Linked DNA regions of Homo sapiens: all the other regions are linked to region 1. Evidence: chromatin loops called from intact Hi-C (ENCODE). Cell type or tissue: endothelial cell of umbilical vein. All regions are shown on one strand.

Evidence for each region. Peaks named below come from ENCODE experiments on the same cell type or tissue, not always from the same donor. Only the 100,000 strongest peaks of a DNase experiment are listed, where the experiment ranks them.
Region 2: it touches region 1 in a loop (2.9-fold over the local background); 3 of 110 quality-filtered maps call a loop at or near these places.
Region 3: it touches region 1 in a loop (5-fold over the local background); 4 of 110 quality-filtered maps call a loop at or near these places.

Annotation. Positions count from the first base shown.
Region 1 is chr1:58,895,555-58,903,554 of GRCh38, forward strand. JUN-DT (JUN divergent transcript) reads left to right here. Exons shown (of 2, transcript NR_108106.1): 2 at 3,493-4,158. It overlaps LINC02777 (long intergenic non-protein coding RNA 2777), which reads right to left. Exons shown (of 5, transcript NR_183656.1): 2 at 1,444-1,536; 3 at 291-455. Among named protein-coding and RNA genes, the nearest start is that of LINC02777, 4.6 kb to the right of the region's middle. RefSeq lists an enhancer at 3,623-3,917 and a silencer at 7,978-8,000. In endothelial cell of umbilical vein, no CTCF peak of the experiment used is centred here; DNase peaks (open chromatin) are centred at 1,277 and 3,617; H3K4me3 peaks cover 329 bases; H3K27ac peaks cover 3,817 bases.
Region 2 is chr1:59,124,378-59,132,377 of GRCh38, forward strand. HSD52 (a long non-coding RNA gene) reads right to left here. Exons shown (of 3, transcript NR_027120.1): 3 at 7,559-8,000. Among named protein-coding and RNA genes, the nearest start is that of HSD52, 18 kb to the right of the region's middle. In endothelial cell of umbilical vein, no CTCF peak of the experiment used is centred here; DNase peaks (open chromatin) are centred at 4,254 and 4,564; H3K27ac peaks cover 1,929 bases.
Region 3 is chr1:59,080,315-59,088,314 of GRCh38, forward strand. LINC01358 (long intergenic non-protein coding RNA 1358) reads left to right here. Exons shown (of 3, transcript NR_110626.2): 3 at 7,701-7,933. Among named protein-coding and RNA genes, the nearest start is that of HSD52, 62 kb to the right of the region's middle. In endothelial cell of umbilical vein, no CTCF peak of the experiment used is centred here; a DNase peak (open chromatin) is centred at 4,157; H3K27ac peaks cover 2,299 bases.

The DNA.
Region 1 (8,000 bases):
GGGAAGGGAAGAGGGAAATTGGAGGGGCAGGTGGAGGAGGCAGTGAGGAGAAGAATACTTGGTGAGAGTTTAGCCACCTCAAATAACAATCTTGCAGTCTCTTGCAGCTGCTAGAGAAGTCCAGTCTGCCCACAGGGCAGAGGAGGAAGGGTACTTCCTCTGAGGAGGCTGGAGGCCTTGTAATCTCTGTACCCACATCCGGAGAAGCTTGGACGGGGTGGGGCTGCCTGGGTCCAGCTTCCCACCCAACCCTGCAAGCTTGGGATCGGACCCTGGGAAGCCTGGCTTACCTGGGCCAGGTCCAGCTGCACTGGGTCTGGATGTCGTATCTCAGGAGCCAGTGGGCTTGGGGTGAAGATGGACAGCCTTTTCTAGAAGATACAGACTGTGACTCAGAGAAAGGCATTCTGATGTCTTCTGCGAGACTCCTGAATCACAGCAGGATGGGCACAGGGCTGGGGGAGAAGAAATAAATACTTAATTATAAAAATTGCATAGTTGGAGAGAGCTTTTGTAGTCTTAGAGGTGAAAGAACTCTGAGCTACAAGAATAAAGAAGAGCATCTTTTGCTGGGTGCTTACTTTGTGCTAGACACTGTAAAGTGCTAAAGATAAGGAAAGTATCCTTCATGGCTGCATGCGTTGCATGCCCACCACGTGCCAGGGGCTTAACACCACCACCCTATTTAATATCCACCACTAGCCCCAGGAAGCAGGCCTAAGTACTCTCATTTCATCACTGAGGAGCCTGAGACGTTCAGTCATTGATTGGACAGCCCTCACCATTCAAGCCCTCCTTGGTTTACAGCAGCAGAAAGAGAGGCTCTGAAGGGTAAGTGACTTGTCACAGTTGAGAGCAACTGGCCTGTGGTAAGAGTTGGAGGCAGAACTGAGCTCCTGGCCCAGGCCTGTGGCCTCTTCATTCCCCCAAGCCACCCTCTCCAGTTGTCAGGCCTTCACTTTCAGGAAGTCCGGGACAATGAGGTTCCACACCTGCTTCACAGGAGAAATATCCTTTTGCAGGATTTTCAGTTGATAGCCAGTTGCCAGGGCCATCTTCTCAACTGATGGCAGCTTCTTATTTTTTCCCCAGTACCTGGTCACACCTGGCCCTCTCCGAGAGGTTTTCAATGCCCTGGGCTACAGTTTTGTTCAGTTGTGCTCTCAGGGTGCTAATGACAGCACACCCACATGCTGATAGAGCCCACATGCTGATAGAGACGATAAGAAAGGAACAGCTGGGAGGGAGGGAGGAAGGGAGGGCCAGCAGGAGCCTGGGCCAGCGGGTGGGGCTGGCGGCCAGTGTTTCCCTGTAGGGCGAGGGCACGCTCAAGGGACTGGCTTCCTTGTAAACAGTGTGCAGCCAGCTCTAAAAATACCCCTGCCCTAGACAGGGCACATTGAGCTCCTCTGGTCTCCCCCAGAGCCTTCCCAGGGGCCTCACCTTTTTCCTAAAAGGTCAAGGGGATGGGAAGAAAGCTGCCTTGTGGAGGGTTGGATTTCCTTAGCAAGGAAAGTATAACCATATTTCCTTCCTCTGCAAAACAGAAAGGAGGATGCTTCATGGGTTTCAGCAGCAACAACAAAAGGCCAAAACAAAACAAAACAAAAAACAAAAAACAAACAACAACAACAACAAAAACTTCCCTGGACCCTTGTCTCTTTTCCGTAATCTGAGACCTGGGCTGAGCTCAGGTCCAAGGACTGGTCCTGATTCACAGCCTAGGATCAGGGAGCCATGGGAAGATGCTGGATTGTAATTTTCAGCTGTTCTCCTCATGAGGCATGTGATCCATGACTCAACTGCTTAATGCCTCAGTTTCCACAATTATAAAAGGGGATAATAATAGTGTTTAATTCACTTGGGTATGGAGAGGCTTAAATGAGATGCTATCTATAAGGCTTTTAGCACAGTGCCTTACACATGACAAACGTTCAAGAAATGCTTATTATTATGGTATATGGGAGGATAAAACTATTTCCTGAATAACAGAAGACTTGGTTTAATAAGAAATGTGGTAGGTAGGGAAAAAGAGAAGTGTGGATAAGAAAAGACTAAAAGTGTCTGAATCACAGAAAGCTCAAATATATTATTTGACAGATGGGGACACTGAGGCCCACGGAGCAGAAAGGAGTTGCTCCAAGCTAGACAATGTATTGGCCACTGCCTGTAGGTTCAATATAAAGTAAGTGTGATGAGAACATGAAAAGTCCTGTGGGACTGTAAGCCTGCTTCACTAGGAGTTAGGGGAATGAGGCCTTTTGTTCATGCAGCACTTTAAAGTTTGGAAAGCCCTTTTCCAGGGAAAGACAGACCTTAGCAGATCACTGCCAGAGGGCTGAGCTCCATGATGAGGGACTCTTGAGGGAGGATGTGTGAGGACACAGCCAAGCAGAACTCATTCTTGGGACTGGTGGCTGCCTGTGAGGCCATATATTCATGCCTTGAACCCAAAGACCTTGGTTAAATGAAGGAGTTAAATCTCTTTACTCCAAGATTTTTCAGAACCTTCTAAGACATGAAAATGAAATTGTGGGTCTTCAAGACAGGGATATGCTGTATGCAGCATTCCCCATATTAAGTTGGTTACAGAGCCTTCTTTCCACAGAGTATGAGCAAGAAATAATTTGCTATTATTATTATTTATTAGTATTATTATAATTTTTTTTTTGAGACAGAGTCTCACTTTGTTGCCCAGGCTGGAGTGCAGTGGTGCCATTTCAGCTTACTGCAAACTCCACCTTCCAGGTTCAAGCGGCTCTCGTGTCTCGGCCTCCCAGGTAGCTGGGAATACAGGCCAGCGCCACCACGCCATGCTAATTTTTGTATTTTTAGTAGAGATGGGGTTTCATTCACTATGTTGGCCAGGCTGGTCTCAAACTCCTGACCTCAGATGATCTACCCGCCCCGGCCTCCCAAAGTCATGGGATTATAGATGTGAGCCACTGCACCCGGCCAAATAATTCAGTATTAAGCTAATTCCTTGAGAATTGCTGTCCTTAAGTTCTCAAAAAATAATAATAATAATAATGTGGATTCTGTTGCCAGATAGCACTAAGTTCATAATTTGGCTATTTCCTAGGTGACTTTGTACATGTTACTTCACCTTCATCAACTGTAAAATGAGAGGAAGAATATTCACTTCTCAGGATAGCTTTGAAGGTTACATTTATAAAAGCATATGGAAAATGCAGTGTCGTGGCTAACACACAGTAGGTATTCAGTTAATGGTTCTAATTAAGTAAAGCCCGGAGACGGAAACCAGCTTTTGCAAGCTCACATAGGAAATTAGTGACTGTGCTAGGCCTTGAATCTCCATCTCTGGGCTCTTCCAGTTCACCATACTTCTCTTTATTAAGCAATACCATATAAGAAATGTAGTCCATCAGAGGAGATAGGCAGCCTCCCCAAGTTTGGTGTGATTTTATAGGTCAAGTTGACTTTAAATATGCGACAAATATTTCCTTTTCTCCTTCTCCCCCTTCTCCTCAGTTCTAGCCAGAGGAAGCTGCAGCCAGGCCTGGCAGTCTCCCCTGCTCCCTTCCACCAGCTTGGTTCCTGTTTCTGCTGGTCCTGGGAGCCCCCAGCAGATGGACTGCCCTTATCAGCCGGCTCCAGGCCAGAGGAGGAATCCTCCGGTCACGTGTGGCTCTCTGGAGGGAGAGAGACCTCATAAATACATACAGCCCACGCAGAGGAAGGGGGGAGGGTCAAGGGGAAAGAAACCTTGACATTCTGGCGACTGGGCCAGGATTAAAGTCCACCAGGCATAGTCCTTATTGGCTATTTCTATGAGGAATCTCAAATCCACATGGCTTCCCTGGATGACAACGCTGACTTTGACTAGCCCTGGGATCTGGGGCATTCCCAGTGTGCTGCTGGCTTGATCCAGGCCTAATCCTTTGCCCAGGACTGACCTTTCACAGTTTACAGAGCACTTTATCTCCTGGCTCAGTGAAGTCTCACAGAACCCTCCAGAGAGAAGGGAGTTTATCATCACCCTCAATTTACAGATGAGGAAGCTGAGGCTGCGATTGTAACTGACTGACTGCTGGCTACGCAGCTACAAGTGACCGAGTCCAGCCTGAAAGCCACATATATTCTCCCACAAAATCCAGAGCTGCCAAACACATCCTCCTCCATGAGTCTTGCTTTGTGCCCATCACTGAGCTCCATGCCCCGGGCGAGCCATCGTTCCTGCCTGGCGAAGTCCACAATCCAATAAGGAGGGAAGGTTGAAGGGATGAATCTCAACAGAATTGTGCACAGTGAAAGAAGCCAATGAAAGAAGAGTACATATTGTATAATTCCATTTATAGAAAACTCTAGAAAATGCAAGCTGATCTACAGTGACAGAAAGCAGATCCATGGTTGTTTGGGGAAGTGAGGCAGAAGGAAAGGATTCAGAGAAGCACAAGGAACCTTTTAGGGTGGTAGACATGCTTACTATCTGGTACTGAGAGTTTCTCATGTCTGCACGTATCTAATTGTACACTTTAAATACACACAGTTTATTGTATGTCAATTATATCTCCATAAAGCTATTTAAAAAGAGGAACGTAAGTGGGGAAAAGAATGAAGGAAGTTGGCTGGCGTATAATTAAGTAAGTCTGTGAGCAGTCTTAAAGTGGGGACACAAAGTACCATGGGCACGTAAGAGAAGAAGGTAGAGATTCATTCCCAAACGGAAGAGATCAGGAAGGAGTTCTTAGAACAGGGTTTCAACAAAGCTCAAGGTATGGATAAGTAAGGGTCAGGTTAAGAAAGATTCAGATGGAAGATACAGATAGAGTTTATTTGGGAAATAGAGAGTGGAGTATTATACACACGCACAATTCGCCTTTTTACCCAAGTTTTGAAGGACTGAAGTTAAAACTAACAGCAACTATCCTCTCTTTTCTTCAGAAATTCAGACACATGCCCTACTTGGCAGGCAGCTAGTTTTGCTAATAAGATTCCTGCCCTTCTCCCTCCCTCTCTGTGCATCTCATCCCTTCGGTCCCGCTGAGGCCCCTACCCTCTCGGATTTCCTCTTTGAACTGAACTGCCAAATACTTGCCAGCTTCCAGGGCCCTGAGTACCCACATTTCAGCCTCTTCCAAACCCCAGAGTAAGAAGGAGATTTGGGGAGTTCTGGGTGGGCATGTGATGGGAGACTAGGTCCAACATAAAAAGATATTTCCCTTTTTCTTCCATACTTTTTGGCTTAGTAATTGACATGTGACCATTGGAGAATTTTGAATAGTTTATTAGAATACATTGTGATAGAGAAGAAGGAAATTCAAGAATTGTTACAATGTTGTACACTGATTAACTGGCTAATTTGCTGCAAAACCAATTCTGATCACTGCTCTTATGGTTTGTAATACATTATTTTGGGTTTGGATGATCCTGTTATTCATAGCTTTACATAAAGAAATATTCCAATGACATATGAAACCCATATATGAAATTGTGGGTTAGCTCTTGCTTTCAATTTTGTATTATGTTTGTTGATTTTAAACTGTCTCCTTTCAAAAGTTTCCTTATTAATTAAATAAACCACTCAGCCACATTCCCCTCATCTAACTCAGTACCCAAGTGTAAGCTCAATTCTGGAGTCGCCTTTCCAACCTTGGCTTAAGGGACATTAGTCACTAGGAACAAAACATGGCATTTGAACAGCTGTTTTGGGTATTCAGAGTCCAAACCCTACAGGTCTGGAGAAGGTGGGGGTTGGGGGAAGGAAACCAATATTTACTTACTGAATACCTACTCTGAGCCAGGCACTGGGGACTTCACAGAGAGTATGTCTTTTAATTTTCTGAACAGCTCATTAATGTGTTCTGCCTCCTCTAGGCATAGCAAGGTTAAGAATTTATCAAAGATCACACAGCTCATAAGTGGTGGAGCTGGGACTTGAACCCATGCAATCTGACTCTAGAGCTTATATTCTTGAATACTTCCCTATGTGTACTTTGTTGAACCCTCCCATGCCAAGATGTAGGAGCCATTATTATCAAATCTGTTTTCCAGATGGGAAACCAGAGGCTCAGAAGAGTAATTTTCCCAACGTAAATTAAACAGAGACCCTGGATTTAAACTCTGTGATCCTGGGCAAGTCACTTCACTCATCTATCCATCATCCATCTGTCCACTCATTAATTCAACAGATAGTGTCAACTGTTTACTCCAGGGACTGTCTTGTCCCTAGAGATGAAAAGATATATAAAATCTGGCCCTTGCTTTTTAAGAACTCATAATCCAGTGAAGAGGGCAAACACCTACACAACAGTAAGACAAATGACTGCAATATGACGGGTGCTTAAGAGGTGTCTAAAAAGAGCCACAAGAACATAGAGGAAAAGCATCAAATTACTTGATGAAGTAAAGCAAGGAGGCCTCTGGAAAGGAAGGGACATTGGGCTGATATGCTCTCCAGGCAGAGAAAGGGGGAAAGGGGTTACTCCAGGGAGAGAGAGCATCAAAGGTTAAAAAAAAAAAAGGGGTCACATATTGAGTGCTTACCACCTGTTTTAAGTGCCATCTCTCTGATTCCCATGTCAATTCTGTGAAGTAGGTATTATTCAGACCACTTTATAGAAGAGGAAACATAGGCACATAGAGAACAGGCACCTTGCCTTTGCTCACACAGCTAGTAAGGAATAGAGCTAGAATTCAGCCCTGGGCAGCCTAGCTTCAGAGCCCATCCTCTCAGCTACTCTACTTGGAGTGTTTGGGGGCAGCTGCTAGTAGTTCCTCACAGGTGAGGCAGGCAGTGCAACTGGTCACATAGGCAGGAATCTGGTCTACAGGGTCTTCCTGTATGCCGGCTTTAGGCACTTTCTTCATGAGGCCTTACATGTTCTTCATCTAGGACCTGGACCTTTTGGGATCCATGAAAATAATAATGCTGTGGTATATGCATGTGTGCTTGTGTGTTGAGGGGTACACCCACCTTTCTCAGGGGAATTATACAGTTCCATTTTTTTTTTTTGAGACAGAATCTTACTCTGTCCCCCAGGCTGGAATGCAGTGGCATGATCTTAGCTCACTGAAACCTCTGCTCCCGGGTCCAAAGGATTCTTGTGCCTCAGCCACCTGAATAGCTGAGATTACAGGAGTGCGCCACCACGCTCGGCTAATTTTTGTATTTTTAGTAGAGATGGGGTTTCACCATGTTGGTCAGGCTGGTCTTGAACTCATGGACTCTTCTCTATCACAATATATTCTAAGGCAGGCAGCGATCTGCCTGCCTCGGCCTCCCAAAGTGTTGGGATTACCGATGTGAGCCACCGTGCCAGGCTTCTATTTGCTTTTGCTTTTGATACACCCATATCTGCTCATTGTAGGAATATTGGGTGCCTTCAGCTCAGCTGGATTCTCTTGGCTTCAGTGTCAGTATTTGAATTCTTGTTCATTTTCTGCTTTCCCTCCCCAGACTGGTAAGTCCATGAGGACAGAGTCCTTGTCTATCCGCCAGACCACCAGTGTCCAGCACAGTGCCTGGCACACAGTAGGTATTCAATAATTGTTTAATGAACTCTGGGGCTTTGATTAATAATTTAGTTAGAGAGTAAATTAATTGTGAGTTAAATCTAGTTTGGTCAACAACATACTTTACACTGTGCAGTCAGTGGGGCAGGAGGGAATCACAGAAGGGTCTTTGAAGATGAAAAGTGCAGGGACTATTGGCCTAGATCAGTGGTTTACACATGAAGCTGTACTTTTAGACGAGCTTGCCTTCCGGGATTTCGATCCCTGGTCTGAGGTGCTGTTTGAGCTTCCCAGGTGATTCTGAAGTCACCAGATCGGTATTGAGGGATGCCAAATTTGGGGGACTTCCTGTTCTAACGTATTTCTTTTTGTCCCCCGAACTCATTCAACTTGTGCCTGAACGGTCTCAGCAATGGGAGCTCATTATTTCACAAGGCGAGCTGCCCAACCCAGCGTAACCACAACGACAACAATCACAGTGACACCATGTAGGGACCATACATTGAGCATTTCTTAGGTGTCAG
Region 2 (8,000 bases), 230 kb after region 1:
CTCTAATCTCCACTGTTACTATATTTCTTTCTATGACTCATGGAATATTGTGACATAGAACTGACAAAATAATACTTGGAGATCAGAGCTAGAAGGGAGTTAAACCTTTTTGTGGTACAATATACCAGTTTTTCAATTGAAAAAAATGAAAACATAGTTCCATCATGTCATTCATACATTCACTGAGCATATGTTGATTTTACTACCCTGCCTGGGTCAAACAGGACTAATCAACAATTATAACTCTCCCATATAGAGGTGGATCTGTAGGTTCTTACAATCTTGTATGAGGTAAGAAAGATGTTGATTTCCTTCTATTGTGGATATTAACAGTAGGGAATAGAAGGTTCAAGCTATAAAAAGTAGACATAAAAAACAGGAGAACTGATCATGAAAGACTGATGGGACTGTGGCAAAGACTGCTAATCATCCTATAATATTGGTCCTCCTCTTTTTTAGTAACACAGCCTTCAGTTTTTAGGTTGAGTACATGGCCCATAATAAAATCCTTATACTTAAATGGATGTGTCAAAGTCCCCACATAGTATAGATGATATATTCAAAGTAGAATAACTCCAAGAAGATTGATTTATAAAGGGGCTAATGACTGAGATTGGGTATGGAGAAACTTTAAGAGTAGTGTAGTAAGCAAAGCTCATGTCAGCCAGGCTGTTGTTAACTCCTTTGGGGCTGCATGGGATGGAGAGAAGGAAGAGTTACCAGAACCTGGAAAAAGAGAGAGTCAAGTAGTGCCATTCATTTTGCAAGGATCAGTTATCTTGAGTTGAGGGACAGAGCCAGCCAATGCAACCTTGATGGGAGGGATCCAGAAAAATAAATACCCTGACCTCACTCTTCTCTTTTTCTGATCTCCTGCTAGAATCCCTACTGTCTGAGCTAGAACCATAGAAACCAAAGGTTACAATAGCCCACTGATGTGGTTGACACATGCCAACCCACAAAGACAGACAGCAGACGACGAGGAGTAGGCAGTGCATTTGGGGAGGCAAATGGAAGATAATTGGCATATGGGAGTTATGTAACTAAGCAGAAATGGTGTGTTCAGCTTCTGGGATACATCTTTAGAGGGAGGAGCATGTCTTCCTCCTTCCTGTAAGCTAGAGTAATGACATGATGCCTGAAATTTGAGCAGCCATCTTGGTCCACAAGATGAAAGCTCCATCCTGAGACTGGTGGAACAAGAATCCCTGAGGGAACCTGAATCCCTGAGAACTAGGCAACTAGACCTGGTTGCCTACATTTCATTGAGAAAAATAAACTTGTACTCTTTTTAGGCCATCGTTATTTTGAATTTTCTATCACTTGCAGCTGATGCAAATCCTAACCAACTCAGAGACAAAACAGGAAATTCTTTTGGACTACATTGGTCATATTTTTTTTTTTACTTGTAAGCATCTAAAATGGAGTTCTTTTGCTTAAGCAAAGGAAACATTTATTGGAAGAATGCTGGGGGTGTCTCAGAGAATCAAAGGAAATGCTGAACTACCAAGATAGGAGGACCCAGGGCAATTCTGGTTTCTTGAAATTCTTCATGGTCTCTCTTTCACCCTTGAGGACTGCCACAAACATGACTCTTTCCCCAGCAACTCCCAATCTCTTCAGCAACTCATTCCAATTTTCATATTTCTACTAAAGAGAATCTGACTAAGGTAGCTTGGGTCAGGCTCTGGTGTCTCTGTGGGTTAAGAGGTCACAATACAGACAGGGCCATTGGGGGGGCACCTGAAATTCTTAAAGCCATGGATGTGTAGTGAGTCGGTCACCCCAGGAGGTGTGATTCAAAGTGAAAAAGGCACCAACCTCTAAAACATTTGTGTAAGTATAGTGTATCTCCACAATGAAGTCACAGCTCTTTGAGAGCATGTTTCATGCTTTTTCTGGAAGCAACTTGGACAACAAAAATGCCTGGTTTATAGTAGACGCTGAATAAAGGATCATTTCCTTTCACTTTCCCCCATAATCCCTGATATTACAAGTCTCATTACAGGAATAGGGGTGGCAACAACTGAAAGCCAGAATGTTTTGTAAATTTTGTGCAACCAGATTCACCAAAATTCTCAATATCTACCATATGCCAGGCGTATATTGAATACAATTGACAGAAGAAAATAGTAAATGTTTTTAAGAGCTCACAGTCTGGCAGGGAAGAGAAGCATGTAGATGACTCACAATAATAGTGAGTTATGTGCTGTAGTAGAAATAAGTATAAGATGCCTTAAGAGTATAGGGGAGAGAGCAACTGAGAGAGTTGGAAGAAGTGACATTTGAGGTGGTGTGTGTGGATGAGTAGGAGTCCTGCAGGGATAAAATGGATGAGGAGAATTCTAAGCCAAAGGAATAGCATGTTCAATGGTACTGAGGCATAGAAATGCTGAGCTGTGTTCAGGAAACAGCTAAAACCTTCATGTGAATAGACTCCTAGGCATAGACTAGAACCATATTTAGTCATTTGATAATAACAATTGAGTACCTGTACTGTGCAGGGTTACTAGGGGGTCAAGGAAAAATGATAAAGAAAATGTGGTATATATGCATAATGGAATACTAGTCAGCCAAGAAAAATAATGAAATTATGTCTTTTGCAGCAACATGAATTGGAGGCCATTATTTTAAGTGAAACAACTCAGACACAGAAAGAAAAATACTGCATCTTCTCACTTACAGGTGAGAACATAATAATGTGTACTCATGGGCTTAGAGTCTGGAATAGTAGACACTGAAGACACAGAAAGGTGTGGGGTGGCAGGGGGGTGGATAATAAGAAATTACTTAATGGGTACAATGTATGTTATTCCAGTAATCGATACACTAAAAGCCCAGACTTCACCACTACACAATATATCCATGTAACAAAATTATACTTATACTCCATAAATTTATACAAATTTTGTATAATTTTTGTACAAATTTTGTATAAATATCAGTGCCAGGCACTGTGCTATGGATTTTACATGTTATCTCATTTAAACTGAGGCTGATCTACAATTCTTACAAAGAAAAATGAGATGTACTTCTCACCTTCAGTGGGAAGGGCAACCACAATGACTATGATTAGATGAGTGCAATACCAGATGGGGACAAAAACTTTCCTGTGAGTTTTTGGGGGAGTTTTAGGGGAGGGGACATTATCTATGGACTCAGGAAGAGGAGCCCAGAGCTCTAGGCATAGGTTGGAGATTTGAATGCCATGCAAAACTGCTTCAGTTTCTTTATCTTGCAGGTCATAGTGCCCTCTAAAATTTTTCATACATGTTTGTTAAGCAGGAAGGCTCATTTGCAGAGGTTGCTTTAAAACCTTCTGTCTCAAAAAAGGACAATCCCATTTGTTTTATACTTGTTTGCCAGGCACTGTGCTATGGATTTTACATGTTATCTCATTTAAACTGATGCTGATCTGCAGGTGGAGAGGGCTGTGTGTCCAACTTTGGAGGTGAGCAAGGCAGAGAACAGAGAAGAGTGCTGTGTAGTGTCGGTGGGGATGGTTGGGCATGTTAATGCTGTTTTATGTGTAGGGTGCAGGGAATTAAATTCTCACAGTTCAGAGAAAGGTCCCTGCCTTGATCAAAATGGCTGCTATTCATTGAGTATGTATGATGAGTCAAAGCCTTAATTACTCCATCAGCCAGAAATATGGTGAGCTGCAAATCACTTCAACTACCTACAGTCCACTTGTCTCAAGCCGTGAGGAGTCCAAGAAAAGCAGTCCAACAATACCACCAAAGACCCACTCATCGTTTTTCTAAGACAGCTGTTGCATCTCCAGGTCTCTTTTCCCTATTCCAAGAAGGAAGAAAAGGAGAAGAAAGGCTTTTACCAAAAAGGTTTAGCTTTCTTATTCAGGACCAGAAACCCTTCCCTGAGACTTATGCTTACATTTCATTGGCCAGAACAATGTCATGTGGCCACCCCCAGGTGCTAGGGAGACTGGAAAATTGAATGTTTTAATAGGGTGTATGTGCTGCCTCCTCCACCCTAAATTAGGCATGAGTCACTGAGGAAGAAGGGGGATATGGGTAGCAAGTAGGCAACATATATAATCTCATTCCATGCTTCCAACAGTTCTGTGAAGTAAAGTTATCTACATTCTACAGATAGGAATATGAATGCAGAGAGGAAAGTAAATTGCCCAAAGTCACCCAAATAGTGAGTCATGGAATAGAGATTTTAAAACAGGCCTATATCATTCCAACTGAAAGGATTATTTTATGATATCATCCTGTCTCCCTTAGCTGTGTGAACTTGAAGAATTTACCAAACCTCCCTGAGCCTCAATTTAAGATCCGTAAAATTAGAATAATCATCCCTGACTCAAAGCTTCCTGAAGCATCAAGTTACATGCAAAGGGTTGGAAAGGATAATATCAATGGGACCCCAATTATTATTGATTTACCATTTGCCAAAATGTCTCATCTAAAGTTGACAAGCAATGAAGGTTCTCTGAACACAGCATGAACGTTGGTATTTGGGGTTGGCACCAGTAAAATCTCTTCACTGGCATTTCCTATTTGGGCCTCATTATGGATTCCCAGGAATTTCCACTGGCTGGATTTCCTTTGTCCACCTCAATAGCTGCATATGCAGATGAGTTATGAGCCACATTCCACAGCAGGTCAGATGAAAACAATGTGCAAACTATCCATTGTAGCTTTCTTGCCTTCTTTCCCCATGGCTGCTCCCCAACTAGAGCTAAATCCAGGCTGTTCCTTAGACTGTGCTTCTGGTGCCCCCTCCCAAGATGGAATAAACTGTCTGAACACCAAGGAAGTCATCCTGCTGCAGACGCACCACAGCTCACATGGTTTCGTGCCTCTCGGATTGGGCTCTTGTGTGTCTCTGCCTGGAAGGCTTTGCCGTCATTGTTCTCCCAGTCAAGGCCCAGGCAAAATCTTAGGTATCCCATTTCAGTGACACCTTTCCCCACTCTTCCTGGTGGGATTTTGTTGTTGTTACATTTTTTTCTCTATTACCAAAGGGCTTTGTCCATACTTGTGTTACACATAGCACTGTCATCACATCAAGAGTCTGGCTTTGCTTTTACTGAACACCAGGATTTTGAAAAAGAACAAATAAAGTAATAGTGATAACCCCAAAAAATGTGATGCTGTGGTATGAATGTTTGTGCCCCTAGCCCCCAAAATCATATGGTGAAATCTTGACCTTCAAAATATTAGTATTGGTATTGGTATTAGTATTGGTATTAGGAGGTGGGGACTTTGAAAGATGATTAGGTCATGAGTGTGGAGCCCTCATGATTAGAATTAGTGTCCTTATGAAAGAAACTGAAGAGAGCTCCTTTGTCCCTTCCACCATGTGAGGATACAGTTAGGAGGTGAGATCAATGAGGAAGCATGCCCTTGCCAGACACCAAATCTGCTGGCATTTGATCTTGGACTTCCCAGCCTTCAGAACCATGAGAAATAAATGTTTATTGTTTACAAACTACCTAGTTTATGGTATTTTTGTCATAGCAGCCCGAACACACTAAAACATTCATGTACATTATAATAGAAGAAAGCAAGGATGAGATGGGAATCAAAAATATAAATGAAAAAAATTATATTCTCCTTTCCCTTCCCATCTGTATCCCCGACAGCCACTTAGTTATTTCTCTGGTGTGGCACAAGCAAGGACCAATCCAAGCAGGCAAAGAACTAGAGCAGAGTGCTAGAGGCCTCCTGTGCAGCCAAGGTTCATTTTCTTAGGGCTACAGTCTGGTCATCTTTTTGTGTCAATACATACAGACCTATTCTATTTGTTTTCGTTGCTCCCTAACTATTGCATGAATATACCATGAAATTTTTAGGCCATTTTCCTACCTTGGAAGCATCCAGTGTTTCACTGTTACAAATGTTGCTGGAATGAATCTGCTTGAAAATATATTTGTGAGCACACGTGCTGGTATTTCTGAGTGATAGAATCCTAGAAACAAGGTTTGGGTGGAGACTCCAAAGTTGTACTCCCACTTAATAGGACATAAGCATACATGTTTCCCCAAAGCCCCACTGAAATTAGATATTGTTGATTGTATTAACTTTTGTAAACGTTGAAAAACTATCTCATTACTTAGTTTGAATTTCTTTAATGATCAATTCAGTTGAGCTTTGTTCTATATGTTTATAGGGGTTTTATTTTTCTCCTGTGCTGCGACTACTAGCATCAGGATCTTGATTGCAATAATCAGGGAGTTCCCCTCAGTCCTGAGGCCTGACTCCAACAATACCCCATGAAATTTTTCAACACAAGAATATGTGAGAAGAACAAAAGAATTTGTTAAGAATGGCTGAGCCAGCACTCTGGGATTAGAGCCTCAAGAAGTTTTCCTTTGCCGTTTACTGGGCATATCCATGTGTGACAATCACATGTACCATTCACTGAGGTTCTAGTGGCAACTTCTAGACCAAACACTTTAAACATGTATTAAGGGTCTTCCGCTTAGGTAGGGAAGGGAAGGGTCTTACATTTTCTAGTTTGGGGGCTTCTGGGGCTTTGCAGGGTTTTCTGTTATTTTTTTGGTTGTTGTGTACATTGCTGTTGTCTTTGCTTTGTGCCAGTCTGGCAGAGTATCTTCCATGTGAAATGACGTCTAGTTCTGCAACATTCTGATGGGGGATGTCACCTTCTCAATTCAGAGCCTTTTCTATTAAATACGGTCTATTGCCTTTGCATAAGAAGTCAATTTTATTTCATTTCAAATTCAAGGAGCACCTACTCTGTGCTAAACTTTGGGAATACAAAATTAGATTACACTAAGTCCCTATTTCAGGAAAGCCTCCAGTCTGGTGGAGCTGAAAGGGAAATATCATGGTCATATAATCAAGATGGAGTGATGCTTGGGATTCTCTGGGAAGATAGGACCAATTCCCTGCTTTCCAGTTGCTGTGATCTGAGTGTTTATGTTCTCCCCAAATCCATATGTTGAAATCCTGACCCCCAAGGTGATGGCATTAAGAGGTGGGGCATTTGGGAGGTGATTGTGTCCTGAGAGCACAGCCCTTGTGAATAGGATTAGTCCCTTATAAAAGAAATCTGGAAAGATTTCTCACTTCTTCCATTCTTGTGAGTTTACAGTGAGAAGATACCCATCAATGAGAAAGCCTTTACCAGACACCAAATCTACAGGCACCTTAATCTTGCACTTCCCAACCTACAGAACTATGAAAAAAAAAAGTTTGTTGTTTATAAGCCACCCCATTTATGGTATTTTGTTATAGTAGCCCAAACTGACTAAGATACTAGTGAGCAGGTAATAGAAACTCTATGTGCCTCAGTTTCTTCATTTGTAATACATAGAACATAATAACACAACTGATAAGGTTATTACGAGTACTAAATGAATTATCCAAATAAAGTACCCAGAGCATGTTGTGTAGTAAGTGATCAATGTGTTAGTTTTTAGTGTTATTATCACTGTTTTTCTTAAGTATTATTATTATTATTATTATACTACAAAAAGGGATCTCACTCAATCTAGAGGTTACTGGAGAAGGTGCTGGCAGGGTCAAGTTTTGAAGAGCAGAGAAAGTGGATTTAGCCTTGATTGAGAGATGAAATGTTTTATTTATTATTTTGAGGTGCACAGTGACAACAGGTTGGACATTTAACCTCCATGATCTCATATACAAATGACAATGCTCAGACAGAGAGGTCACATAACTTGTCCAAGGTTACACAACTAGTTAACTGTTGGTGTTAAGACTTGAATGTATAGTATTTTTATTTCCTCTATTTTATAGATAACAGTGAAGTGCAGAGAGGCATTGGGGATCAAAATTTAAATCCATGTTTCTCAAAGTCCTGAATCCATGTTCTTCCCACTACCCTAAGCTTCCCACCTAGTGGAATATATTCATCTTGTTTCTTTCAGATGTTGCAACAAGACATTAGGCTTCTTTACGATTTGGTTTTCTTATTTCTAAATCGCGCCTCTCTACACCTCTCCTCTGTGCAGACTGCCCCTGTTTCAGCCTCCAGGAGAGTCT
Region 3 (8,000 bases), 180 kb after region 1:
AGGGGGGAAACTAAGTCTCAGAGAAATTAAGGAATTTGCCTAAGTTTGCATCGAAATAAAGTGGGAGCATCAGCATCTTACCCAGGTTTGTCTGATTTCAGAGCCTGCGCTCATACTCCTCTGGTATTTGCAGCAGTTTTGGGGCTTCTGGCACACCACTCTGAGGCTTGCACAGGACCATGGATTTTATAACTGGAGGGGACCTGTAGGTAGGGCGACCAACCGTCCTGTTTGCCTAGGAATGATGGGGTTCCTGTGACGTGAGACTTTCAGTTTTCAGGACCAGTCAAACTAGGATGAGTTGGTCACCCTATGGGATGAAAGGCTGCTGAAACTACCAAAAGAGATAAAAAGTGAAAAAGCTTCTAGACTAATATGAGGTATTCTTATTACCTTTCCCCCTCTAAATTTGCAGATGAGAAAACTGAGGCTCAGAGAGGAAAAGTGACTTACCCAAGGTCACACATTTCATGAGTAGATGGAGCAGTAATTGGAAAACAGATCTTGGGATTCTCAAATCATTTCTCTTTTCCAATAAGGGAGGCTGCAGAGTTCAAGCCAAGGAGCACCTATTGAGCTCCTACTGCATGAGCAGTTAAGCTGTGGGTTAGCAAATACCCAGGAGAAATAGGAGGTGTCCAGGTAATGCTGTCAAGTAGAACTTTCCATGATGATGAAAATGTCCAATATCAATGCTGTCCAACACACTAGTCACTAGCCATATGCAGCTTCTGAGTACTGAAATGTGACTACAGTAACAGATAAACTGAAGTGTTCTATTTAATTTTAATTTAAATCATCATGCATGACAAGTCGCTACCACATTGCAAAGCACTGGTCAAATGGATATGATTAGTATTTCAGAAGCATTTTATTTCAGAGAACAGATTCTGTAGTGTGCACATTCTTGAAGAGGAAATGCTTTTTTTTGGAAGGGAAGATGGGGCAGAAAAGAAGTACCATTCATGGATGGCATACTGACATACTGAATAGCAGCACTGAAGTTAACATTGCTCCCTTACTCTTCCAACAAGCTTGTGCAATGGGCATCATCTTTCCTAGTTTATGAGTGAGGAAAGTGAAACCCACAGGAATTCAGTAAACTGCCCAAGGTCTTATTTGTAGAATGGGAATTTGAACCCGGGCCTGAATCTAAATCAGGTCCTCTATCCCATGCATTACCAACTTGAATGTACATATGAAACATCTGCAGATCTTGTTGAAGTTCTGATTCTAGAGGACTGTGACTGGTGATTCTTCCTTTATAACAAGCTCCCAGGTGATGCGAAGTCTGTGGCTCATGGGCCACACATTAGCCAGAAAAATTCTCTCTCTTTTAATAAACCAAAACTTCCTCCCTTCCTTAACAATCAAGAAACACCAGATACCTACAGAAAGGAGGATAAATTACAAGTTGTAAAGTAATGATTAAAGTTCTGAGAAAGAAAGTGTGCCCTTGTTGACTTGAAAGAGGGCACCTTCCCCATTGGGCAGTGGAGTGGCTCTTCACCAGGCGAGGTTCACCTGCCATCCAGTCACATCTCAGTTTCATCAGATAATGCAAAATCAGCCAGGAAAGGGTTTTTAATCCAAAGGGTGGGGTAGTCTAAAGAACATGTGCTTTGGAATGAGGCTGGTTTGGGGAAGAATCCCAGTTCTTCCCCTCTCCAGTGATATGACTGTGTATGAATCATCCATCCCTCTGAGCCTCCATTTTCACCCCGGGGAAAATGAGGATGAGCATTTGTAATTCATGGAGATGTATTAATAGTAAAGACCAAGAGAAATCCTATGTGTAAAGTGCTTGACAGAGCGCACACTTAATAAATGAGTGTCTCCTCTGCCCCTCTTTTTCCCTGGCCCTCTCGCTCGTTCCCACCCTTCCTGTTTTTCTCACCTCTTTTAGGAAATCTTCTCCAAGGGCAACTCTGAGTGGTGAAGACAGGATGGAGTCAGTTGACTCTAGACCTTGTCCCAGTCTACTACTTTCTACTATGACCTCCAGCAGGGCTGGGAGCTACACAGGCCAGGGACTTTGTTTTCTTCCCCGTCTTTCCTCAGGGCCCATCACAGAAATGCCTTTAGGCCCTCTTCACCACCTCACATCTGCATCTCAACTCCAGGTGGGAAACACAGAAAAGAGAAAGAGAGAGTGTGTGTGTATGCGAGAGCACTAGTCTCATCACTAAATTGTCGGTGCTGAAATCCAAATAACTTTAATTTTAAAAATTAATTATGTGATCTCTTTGACAGGCAGCAGAGTTCATATCAAGGGCCCATGTTTTAACTGAATATAATGAATTTTTTTTTTCACCTTGGAAGAGTCTTAGAGGCAAGATTAGAATGTTCATCTAAAAGGAGTGCAAATTTCTTCAACCATTCCCACGGAGGAAGGTGAGCTCAGACTCACTTTCATCTGTCCCTCTCCCCCATGTGCTTGGCCAGGGTAAGGGACCTCAGGAGGGCCCCCCCAGTCTCCCAGACAGCTGACTCTCCCTGTGTAAATAATTCTAATGCTCTCAGTTATTCACTACTCATCTGAGCCACCTATTGAACTATAAGCTTCAGAATTAGCTTTGTACAACCCACACCCAGCACAGGGTCTGGCATTTATATGTGTTCATAAATGCAACAAATAAACATTTATTAAAATGCATTGATTTGTTCAGTTTTGTTTATACCTCTGTGGTGGATTGCAATATTGATTCCAATTCTACAACCCACCCACTGCCATCTTTTCCACAGCTAAGCCCCCTCCACGCTTCTACCATCCACACACATGCACTTTCTGATGCTGTAGGTTTCGGGTGAGACCAGAAGAACCTCAATTATTAAAAAAAGAGCTTTAAAAATGCCCCATTTTTTTTTTCTCTTTTAGCTTCCCCCCAAATACCCCACCCTCCTTTTTTTTTTCTAAATTTGAGACAAGGTCTCACTCTGTTGCCTAGGCTGGAGTGCAGTGGCACAATTTCAGATCACTGTAACCTCCACCTCCCAGGCTCCAATGATCCTGAGTCAAGCAATCCTCCCACCTCAGCCTCCCAAGTAGCTGGAGCTACAGGTGCACACCACGGCACCCGGCTAATTTTTGTATTTTTTTTTTTTTTTTGTAGAGATGGAGTCTCACTACATTACCCAGGCTGGTCTCGAACTCCTGAACTTGAGCTATCCTCCTGCCTTGGGCTCCCAAGGCGCTAGGATTACAGGTGTGAGCCACTGTGCCCAGTAGTTTTCACCTTTAAATTTTAAAGGTTACTTTTGCAGGCCTCAGGCATGACGGACAATGAGCAGGTGAAAAACCAATAGAAAAGTGTTCAAAAACTCCTGTGTTAACTAACAGGCTTCTGAATGTATCACTGTGGTCCACAGAGAAGGCTAGAGAAAGTAGCAAGAAGATGCTATGTCAACTACTACAGCCTTAAAACAAAGGTGGTGTCTATGTAGCTGAAATTTTTCCTATGTAGCTTGTGTTATTTTTGTTTAATCAAGCAAATAAGAGGGTTTTTCCATGGCAAACAAACAAACTCCAATGCATACCTTCTTTTCTTCTTTTTAACAATGAATAAAAAAAGGAAAGAAGGTACAGTTCTAAATTGACCCAATTTATTTTTCTTTTCTAAATGAGATTAAGATAAAAGTTGGAGAGAGGCCACTCAGATATGCTCAGAAATGATAGCTCAGCTTCTAACGGTTACTCAGCTTACATCTGATTAAGGTTTTCTGTAAAACGAAATTGTTCCTCATACCAGGCCGACTGGACCTGGACAGCTCTAGTCTGGGTCCTGGCCTCACAGTGCTGGGTCTCTCCGGGGCCCAGGCTAGGGACTGGAGATCCTGAGCTCCTGTCATTTCCCTCCCCTCCTTCCTTCCTTCCTTCCTTCTCCCCTGGCAAAGACTGTATCCTGTTGCTCTGAGCAAGGCCCAAGAGAAAGGCCAGCAACAGGTTATTGTGCTGGGAAGGAAGACAAATGAGTCCCTTTTCTGTGGGGCTCCTGGCATCCTGTTGGAGGAAGGAAAGGACAATGCTTTGAGGGAACTGGCTTTGCCGACCCCCTCCTGGCAGGCTCTCCCCTCTCCTTTCCGGTGTACCGTTTGTCAGCCCCAAAGCCTCCACTTCCTGAGTAATCACTAGATGCACGTGTGAGGTATGTGGTTCCCCCCCATGCCCAAGGCAGATTCCTGGCCCCACTTCAGGAAGTGCAGCTCAAAGAGCCCTGGACCAGGACCCTGAAACAAGGGAGAGTCTTGGCTCCTCTCTCTCTACCAGGGTAGCTATTGCCAGATCATTTCACATCTTAGGGCCTCTGTTATGGCAATTGTGTAAGTGCCTTCTGCACACTTGAAACTGCCCCCTGCATCAGGGATTCCCACACCTGCCTGTGCATCTGAGTCACCTGGGGAGCTCTGTTGCCCTACACTCTTCATATGCCCTGCCTGGACTCCAGGCAAAACAAGCAGACACTCCATCCCCAGAAATGTTCTGTGGTAATTCCAGTTCCCCTGAAATTAAAAACAAAAAACAAACAAACAAAAAAACTACCCTTCGTATCCTCTTACCTAGCTCTTTCCTATCCCCCTTCAATAAAGTGGTGGATTGATAGGTACACAGATACAAGAAGCAGTAAGGAGTAGTGGCTAGGAGAGTGAATTTCAGAGACAGACTTCCAGCAATCAAAGCCCAGATCCACCACTAGATATGTAAGCTTGGGTAGAACTTCGAACCGTTAGGTGCTTGCTTTTACTTATCTGTAAAATGGTAATAATAATAATATTACTTTCTAGGACTGTTGTAGGTTTAGGCTAATATGTTCAAAGCCTTTAATATAGAATTTAGCTGATCGAGGATACTATATAATGGTTAACTATTATTATTATTATCCCAGAGGTTCATTGAACATACAATGAATTTTTTTTTTCTGGACCTAATATCAAGCCAAGCACTGGCGACTTAGGAATGAATATGACACATTTCCTGCCCTCAAGAAGTTTTCAAGTCAGTAGGGAAGTCAGACTTATGAAGAACCAATTCTAACAAAATATTGTTACAGGATGGATCTCCCTAGGAAGCAGGCTCAGAAGGTGTTTAGCACTCAGGATGTTCTCAGGGAATGCCTTGAGATGAACACTTGTGGAAGAGGGAAAGGCCACAATCAGGACTGGCAGAGCGAGAAGGCAAAGCATGATGCAGGCTCTAAAACTATCTTGGCCAACCCCACCAACAGCTCTGGAACTAAAATGACCCTTCAGAGTTGTCAAAAGTGAAGCCAAGAAAGCCAGAGCTCTTTATACTCCTGTATCAATCAGTCACTGGATGTAGGTTGCTACAGGAAGGAGTGTGACTTGGGATCAGCCATCTCTTCCCTAAAGGTTGACAGTACCTCAGGAACTAGAGTAACAAGTTCTTGATTGAAAAGGGATCTGGAGCCAGATGCAGTGGCTCACGTTTGTAATCTTAGCACTTTGGGAGGCTGAGTTGAGCGGATTGCCTAAGCCCAGGAGTTCGAGACCAGCCTTGCCAACACGGTGAAACCCTGTCCTATCAAAAATTACAAAAATTATCTGGGCATGGTGGCACTTGCCTGTAATTCCAGCTACCTGGGAGGCTGAGGCAGGAGAATCACTTGAAACCAGGAGGTAGAAGTTGCAGTGAGCCAAGATCGCACCGCTGCACTCTAGCCTGGGTGACAGAGTGAGACCCTGTCTCAAAAAAAAAAAAAAAAAAAAGAAAGAGAGAGAGAGGAAGGAAGGAAGGAAAGAAGGAAGGAAGGAGATATGGGAGATGCATCCCAGTGTCCACCTCAAATCTATAAGGTCAATTTTGATGAAACAACAAAAAGTACAGAGAAGAAGATGAGTAGCTAATAATATATATTTAAAACCCTGATATTTCTATGGCATTTTATATTTTTCAAAGCATTCTCTTAGACAAAAGCTTACTCATGACTTCCAGTCTAGGGTCTTGAGGTAGGTTGGGAAGCCATATGTTGTAAAGGAGAAAGCTTTGGATTTGGAGCAGAGAGGACACCGTGAATTGCAGCTCTGCCGCTGTCTAGCAAGGAGTCTTATGCATGCCTCTCATGTTTTCTAGGTCTACTCTGTGAAAAGGAAATGATCATACATAATTCATGCATTTGCTGTACGGATTTAATTAAATGATAGACAAAAAGTAGAGTGGCACAAGTCAAACTCAAAAAATAGTAACAACAAAATCAATTTCAAAATAAGCAACAGCAATAAATGTTACCTACTATTTTACGAATGAAAATACTGAGACCAATAAAGGTAAGATACTTTCTTAAGAACTCACAGTCAAATGTAGGTACATCCAAGACTGTAACTCACATACTGAGATCAGTTTCATGTGACCTCATAGCTTGTCATCTTACCTATAGAACCCACAGAAGTTGATGAACCTCTGAGGGATTGATTCAGGTGTTTTGTATGTGATTAACATTGGAAGGAATCTTAGAGATCATCTTGTCGCCTTCAGAAATCCGGAGCTTCATGCGGCCCAGTCTTTGCATTGACTAGAATATAAAGAAGCATAACCCAGTAGTAATTAGAAACAAATTCTCATTTTCTCTTATGTCCTTTGAAAACTTTAAGAAAGATCAATTCCCAAAAAACATGTCTCAAGAAATCTTTCCTTCCTTACTAATTTATTGAATTTGACTGTTGTTGCAGGACCACATCCTCAGCAAACACACTGGCACTCTTTCTCAAACTTCAGCCTTCAAGGTGCTATTTTCTTTCCTATATCTCCTCTCAATTCTTTATAATGTAGATGAACTGAGTTTCTGTCTTCTGCCTTGTATGGACTACCTCTCCTGCTTTTCTCTACGCATATTTCACATAAAGCACCACAAAAATCAAGGACTCATATTAGCAAAGATAGAAATCTCCATAGATGGACTGGGTTCATGAGAGAGGAGGAAGGAGAATGGGGCAGAAATGGTACTCAAAATTATTAACAATGGATATAGTAAAGTGTATTAGTCCATTTTCACACTGCTGATAAAGACACACCTGAGACTGGGAAGAAAAAGAGGTTTAATTGGACTTACAGTTGCACATGGCTGGGAAGGCCTCGGAGTCATGGCGAGAGGCAAAAGGCACTTCTTACATGGTGGCAGCAAGAGAAAATGAGGAAGAAGCAAAAGCTGAAACCCGATCATATCTCGTGAGACTTATTCACTATCACGAGAATAGCATGAGAAAGACCAGCCCCCGATGGTTCAATTACCTCCACCTGCATCCCTCCCACAACACATAGGAATTCTGGGATATACAATTCAAGTTGAGATTTCGGTGGGGACACAGCCAAACCATATCATAATGATACCTATGAATCAGAATAGATTAGCCAAGGAATTGGATTAGGGTCCTCAAGGCCCTCTAATGTCCAATGACTTAACCACTGGGCTGCTGACTCACAGGGGGGTATGGAAAATCCTGGAGTAGAGTCTGGAATGGCTGAGGTAACAGAGAATATTCAAGGGACTCAGGGCAACAGAAATCTATCAATTGGTATAAAAATATTTCAATTTTTACTATTTTAACAACTGGTGCAGCCTTACAGGTACATTGCAAACTCTCTCCAAAGCCTGAGCTCTTACCACCACCCCACATTCCCCAAAATGCATGCAAAGAGTCTGACTAGGGAAAACCGTAGTACGTTTCCTCTCTTCTCTCTCTCGTAGGCATTATAGTATACATAGCCTTGGAATCAGAAGACCAAGAACATACAAGAGAACATAGCCTTGGAATCAGAAGACCAAGAAACAATTTAACTCTGCCCCTCTAGAGCTCTGAGAACTTGGGCAAGCCTTTTACCCTCTGTGAGTTTCAGTTTCCTCATTTATTTAATTGAAATAATAATACAGATCACCTGAAATGTAATGAAAATTAAACATCCTTATGTAGGTGAAACCAACTGGCAGCATGCCTGGAATATAGTGAGTGCTCATTCGGTCTCTTGTATTTTCTTTCTATACCCTACT